Regions from separate parts of the Homo sapiens genome. Here region 2 is linked to region 1. Evidence: chromatin contacts called from ENCODE Hi-C or POLR2A ChIA-PET data. All regions are on one chromosome and are shown on one strand. The core of a region is the stretch at or near the end of the contact, and the rest is flanking DNA. Distances in the headings are between cores, read along the strand shown. Region 1 overlaps LOC101927421 (a long non-coding RNA gene). Region 2 holds the start of LINC02240 (long intergenic non-protein coding RNA 2240).

Region 1 (3,422 bases), core at 381-2,880:
GGAGCCCATATCCCAGGGATTTGGTATCCCTGGCATGAAACTTTGCTCCTTGAATGAAGCAAAAGCCTTTCCTCATTGAAAAGGGTCCATTTTTCTAAAATAACTATCTCATAGGAAGAGGTTGCAAATAATGCAATATTAAAAGATCTCAAAGATGCTACTGGCATAAATACACACATGGCAACGTGCCAGCTCTAATCGTTCTTGTCCATAATTATGGTTATATTTTGCATCGATCTGACATATTCAAAAGCTAATATTCTGGTTTATTAGAACAGAGTCTATATGTATTCTCAACATACACAAAAGCTGTGTGTTTTCATAATATGTATAAGCACTTCAGACGGTAAGCTGTGCACATTGCAGCTAGCAGATGGTAGCTCTTATCACAGATAAAAGCACATATATATGTTTCTGTAACTACACCCTCAGAGAGAACGGATAAGAGAAGAATTCTCTCCACATCACAGCTTACATTACCCATCTACTTAGGCAGCAAACAGCATATGTTTTACTGCTGTGGAAAGGCAGTACTTGAGAGGAAAATATGATTAAAATAAACTTAGAGATAACCTGATGAATAAATACAAAAAACCCCTCTGTGTTAATTGAAAGTTAGGGTGTGTGTGTGCATGTGTGTGTGTGAAGGAAAGGATGTCTTAGTACATTCAGGAAGTAAGAAAATAAAGAGTACATCTTTCAGTGTTGCCGGGTAGAATGCAGGATTCCCAATTAAGTCAACTTTCAAATGAAAAATGAATAATATTTTAGTATAAGTATATTCCAAATTGTGCATGCTCCATATTCCATGCAATATTTGAGACATTCTTATACTAAAATATCATGAGTTGTTTATCTGAAATTCAAATTGGAGCCCCCTAGTCCCCCACACATCATAATTTATTTATTTATTTTGCTAAATCTGACAACCATAGTTTTCAGCTGCTGTTATTAATGGTTTTAATCAGTGTTCCCAGTGTTCCAGGTGAAAGGACAGCTATCAACAGGCAAATCTATTTTGGAAGATATGATTTCAAATATTTGTATGCTTTTTCTGTTCATACAAATCCAGCAAGGATTTTGAACATTTATCTGAATGATGCAGTCAATAATAAAGCTAGTATGGATAACTTAGGAAATAGATCTCCCCGCCCCACATCCCCAGTTTTAGATTCTGGTTTGGAACTATTTGGATAATTATTTCACTTCGGCTATACAAGCTTATCTTTTTTCCCCCATTTATGAATTTGATCTATTATTTTAGACTAAGATCTATTTGCAGTCATAAAATAGGAGACAGGCTTTAAACACTCTACAAGTACACATTTGTATTCTTATGGTGAGATAGGCATTCAACTGGAAGGTTAAATGGAGTTCAGATAATTTCTTTTTTTATTCTTTGCTCTGGCTTTTGTCTCATGTCTTTCAGCAAAAGTGAATAAAGATGTCTCCATTTTACACCAAAAGATTCAATTACTTTTCAAATGCTGGGTCAACATCTGCAGATGAACAATCTTAACCAACGTATTTTGATTCTACACAAACTTATGTGACACTTTTGTTTTCTCTCCAAGAGCAGAGAATAGATTCAAGCCTGCTATTCTGAGCTGGAGCTTCCACTGCCACTAGCACTGAACTTTTGGCAGGCAGCCAACCAATCTCTGTAGCCCAGTGAAACTGATTCCATCTGCTCCAGCAGTGCAATATATTCCACTTCAGGTCAAAAGCGGGGAGCCAGCAGTATTAACATTACACTAATCTGTAAAGACATTTTCACTGGGCTAGATAGGCTAATGTTACACAGGCTTTCAAAGCTTCAAGGGTAAGGAGCAACAGTAATTGTCAGGGGAAGATACAGTAGGCAGTGGATTCTTGCTGAGAATATTCCAAGATAGTCTAGATGAATGGTTCTAAAGAATGAAGAAAGAAAGAAAGAAATACCTTTTAAAAGAGACAAGTCATTTGCTATCTTGTTAAGCAGGTATTTCAAACACAGCTTTGGATCATATGTTTAGCAATTATAAACTCTATTGTCCTTTTTTTTTTCTCATTTACTCCTGTATCCCCAAAACTTCTTAAGCACACACGTTTACACACACACAACCTCAAAGCCTATTAAATAATTGATGAGAAGTACAATCTCTATTTAATCTCTATTTAAAAAACCTAGCTGGAAATAAATTGCTTAGTATAACCTTGGTGTTATAAAATGAGAACTATTTCCAAGCTCTTAACAGATTTGTTAAATAAAAGTGAGCATGTGGCTAACCCCTCCTCCATCTTCTCCTCCCCCTCTACTTCATCCCAGCTACCCCTCCCTGCTTTTCTGTGGTTTGTAGAAAATATGCATAGTTTGGGGATACACAGCTCTATAATCAATTGCTCTTTAAACATAAGATACCAAGGACTTTATTATAGGCCCTTAATGGAAAATACACTGAAGGAGAATACTCTGAAAGCAGATTAATGTATACGATGGAAATTTAATACCAGTAGCAGAAAGGGTCTTTTTCATTTCCCTAGTTCTTTGGTTGGGGGGAGAAAGGTAGTTTAAGATTCATGCCTTCAGGCACATCAGAAGGCATTAACAACTACATTTCAGGAAATTGTAATGTATAAAAATTCAATTTAGCCTGCTTGATTTTCTTTTAGTAGAAGAGGAAAAATGTTTGGCTGGAAATAAACCGTATGAAAATTCCCACAATTAGGAAGTATACAGCTATGTTTTTGCTATAATTTGATGTTATGCACAGTTGACGTGAAAAATTACTTTTGTGCTAGAATGATAGATTTCCCTCTAGATGGAAATATGCTATCTCTGTAATTTAAAAAGTAACAAAACCCACACATAATTTCAGTTTTCTTTCCTTACAGAGTAAGTGAAAATCTAGGGTTATACAAAGTTTTCACTTATCTTCCTCTTTTTTAAACTTAAATATGAAAGCTGTTTGGAAATTTGTAAAACTATTGGGCTTTTCAATCTCAGAAAATAATGAAGTAAATTTGGCAAGCATTTTTATTGTACATATTTAACACTTACTCCCTCCATTTATTCCTTGTCATAAAAATTTGGCTATAAAAGGAACTAAACTTACATAGAATTGAAGACCTCCCCTTCTTTTTTTTTTTTTTTTTTTTTTTTTTTACAGTTCTCCATCTAAATGGAAAATTCACACAGGGTACAGGCTAATGAATATGCATGAGTCTTCATGCATTGATATACATATGATTTCTCGTCTATAAAGAACGGTTTGGAAGACTTGTTATCTGACCAGAAAAGCCTGTAGTAAGTTGAGATAAAGGATGCTGACTCCAATCCCCTCAGCCTTTGCAACTGCTTTATATTCTAATCACTGCGCTAAGCATCTGTCCCCGGCAGGCAGCTTGTTCAATCTAGCAGATAACGAATGCAGCCCAATGGT
Region 2 (3,231 bases), core at 516-3,015, 290 kb after region 1:
TTGGCCTTTTTTGCCCTAGTACTAATCTTAAGGGGAAAGCATTCAGTATTTTGCCCTTAAGTATAATGTTAGCTGCATGTTTTTAAAATCAATGTATTTTTAGTTGAAGAAGTTTTCTTCAATTCATATTTGACTGAGAAAATATTTTTTAAATATCATTAACATATTCAATTTTGTCAAATGCTTTTTATGCCTCTGTTGAGATTATATAGTTTTTTTTTAGCCTGTTGATATAGTAAAATATATTGATTATTTTAAAACATTGAACCTACTTGGCAATGTATGGGATACATTCCACTCGGTCCTGATATATTATTTTTTCCTATGTTTCCAGGTTTGATTTGCCGGTTGTTTTGTTGAGAAATCAATTAAAAATAATTGTTCATATACAATGTCTGGTATTTAATAAAAATAACTATACTCATAGAAATAATTCAGCTTGAATGAAAACTAAGAAGAATTACAGACAATGAAAATGCACTCAAAAGGACTCTTAAAGCATTAACAGATACATAATTTTAAAATCTACACATAATATCTTCAAAATAAATGAAAGACAGGATTTGAAATTTTGGCAGAGAGCTGAAGGGTTGTGAATCTGTACCAGTTCTCTTAGCTCTTTACCCAATAGCTTGTTTGTGCTAGCCTGCTAACATTCCTCTAACACAGGCGAGGTGAGCCTGATTTATATGAAGATGAGGCTAGCCAAGACTATTCCAAGGCAATGCGGGAAAGAGACAACAGCAGAGCTTAAAACTTTGCCTCTCTGACAAATCCCCTCCTATCTCCTGACTTCTACTCCCACGTACTCTATAACATCCTGCCACTATACACATAATCAACACAAATAGATATTAGTGTCCCTAAAAGACTCTGAAGATTTTAAGATTTGGTGTTATCTTTCAGTTTCTGTTTTATTTCCCTTCAGAATTGGTCTTGGCAGAGGCAAAACAAGATGAGAAGTGTACCTTTTGTAGTTCCTGCATTTTCTGCACATATGGGCAGGAATACTTTTTGTGCTTTCACTAAAAGACAATGTGAGATATGGATGTTTTATTATCACAATGATTCCTCCTCTTTTCTCTTTATTATTATCTTTCATACTTGCAAATTGTTTGCTGAGAACTTTTTTTTTTTATTTTATGAAATTCGGGTTGAATATGCCTGATTGTAAAAACTCTGCTATTTGAATGTTTGTTCAACTTTTATTTTTACATCCTTGAAAATGGGAAAAAAAATCTAACATTTACTGATGAAGAAGTGTGCTGTGTTTATAAAATTCCAGGAAACTGAGATTGAATACAGCACAGTAAACTAAAAACAGAAAAAATAGAATTGAAGAAGAAACAGTAAGAAAAAGAGCATGCATAATGATCAAATAATTCACTAAGTAATCTAGATAATCAATAATCTAATAACCAGATAATTAGTTGTGGTGTTAATAGCAGTTTTAATATCGTGTATACTATCAGATATAGCATTTGTAATATACCATGTGTAATACACTACTTATGTATAGATGTTCCACTGCTACTATCAGACAAAAGGGAATTTAGGCTCTGTGACAGTCAGGAAGTTATGCCTTCCAGATTTTCCTTCAAAAGAACTTGCTGCCAGGGGAGGAGGTGAGATAATTGACTGCTAGCCTACAGCTGTTGCATCTTCTGATCCCTCATGGGATTCATGCCAAGGCCATTCATTCTGAACTGCACCCAGCTAATGCCTGAGCATGGGGAAGGTATTAGGGCAAGACTATTTCTGCCCAGTATGAAACTCCTCTAATGGATGCCCTGGAGAACATCACATGAAGCCATTTCATCGATAACATCATGCTGATCAGGTAGGATGAGCACAAAGTGGCTGGTGCGCAGGAGGCCAACTTCAGAAAATGATATTCTAGTTCTACTGCTGTGGCTCTGAATTTCTCAGGTCTCTTTATAATTCTATTTCTACTTCATACTTTGAAATTCTATGGGTTTATTACTGATTATTTTCTAAGTAGATCATTTCTATCTGAGTAGCTTACAACCTTGAGCACCACAGTCCACCCCTTGGGCCATGCAGATCTACTTCTCCATGAGAGTTTGAAGAGCAGTAACTCTGTATTTACCTTGAGCCCCTTTTCCTGAGAAGGAAACAAACTGCATATTGAAAGCCAAAGGATTTATAGAAAATTGTTAACAAACTAAGTAATAGATCATTCTTACTTTAAATCCATTATTTCAGTGACTAAAATAAAAGGAATACAAACACTACCAGTATTAATAAGCATTAGATTCAGCTGTATATGCCTAAAAACCTTAAAGACACAGCAGCTTAAACAAGATAGAAGTTCATTACGTACAAATACACATACACTTTTCATGGCTGGCATGCCAGGCCAACTTTACAGTGTCTTCAGACAGCCAGGTTCTAATCTTTTTCCACCACCATCTTCAGTATATGGGCTTCCATTTTCAAGATCATATTATGGCTCAATATGGCTGGCGGAGCTCTAACAATCATATCCAATGTGCCACACACAGAAGGAAAGGAGAAGACTTAAAGTCCACACTTTCTCTTTTAAGAGACCTTCCTAGAGATCTCTTGTAGCCCTTCTGTTTATATCTCTTTGACTAGACCCAAAGCCATTATATCACGCTTCAATATTGTCCATGCATAACGTCATGAGAAGCATTTCACATAAGAGCACAACAGCCCTCCTGGAGCTAATGGCATGGTCACACCTAGGTAAGAGTGAGCAGAAAATATGCTGGAATATCATCAGAGATCTCCTATCAAGAAAGAAAGAAAAAATACAGATTGAGAGAGATATTATGAAGTAAGTAGATCTCTCTGCTGTACTAATCAAATTATTTTCTGAAACTAGTAAAACTTTGATGCAAAGTTGATATTACTTAGTTGTTAACAAAATCAAAACTGAACAGGACATACAAGAAAAGGAAATGTAGATACATTATACTAATGAAAATGCATGCAAATAAAATATGAGGAAAACAAATCTATCTCATAGTAAATAACAATAAATAATATGGCTTTACCAGTGAAGGTTTGTCCTAAGAATTCAAGCACCAATAATAAAACTCACCTCATTAAGTGATTAAATGATATGAACCATGAGATAATTTTAATATATACAGAATTTTGGGGTTAAAATAAAAGTGATTAATCTTTAAAAATATTTGCAAACTATGATTAGGAAGTGTTAAAGGATCTCTATTAAAAACCTAT

The links. A loop is a pair of places that touch in the nucleus more often than their neighbours do. ChIA-PET counts read pairs that join two places held with the same protein, here RNA polymerase II (POLR2A). Pooled maps may share reads with other maps.
Region 2: a loop to region 1 is called in a pooled map, with 4 times the contacts of the local background. The contact joins the promoter of LINC02240 here to the enhancer-like site in region 1. A Hi-C loop is called at or near these places in 4 of 50 pooled maps. POLR2A ChIA-PET finds 5 or more read pairs at or near these places in 2 of 52 experiments (MCF 10A and SK-N-SH).

The regions. Positions count from the first base shown.
Region 1 is chr5:125,197,086-125,200,507 of GRCh38, forward strand. The region is part of intron 4 of LOC101927421 (a long non-coding RNA gene); the gene reads left to right. Among named protein-coding and RNA genes, the nearest start is that of LINC02240, 290 kb to the right of the region's middle. Within about 2 kb of position 1,631, at least 4 of the 41 ENCODE cell types and tissues checked have a DNase peak (open chromatin) inside an H3K27ac peak, as active enhancers do.
Region 2 is chr5:125,491,496-125,494,726 of GRCh38, forward strand. It overlaps LINC02240 (long intergenic non-protein coding RNA 2240), which reads left to right and starts at 1,766. Exons shown (of 4, transcript NR_109887.1): 1 at 1,766-1,840. The region is part of intron 8 of LOC124901056 (a long non-coding RNA gene); the gene reads right to left.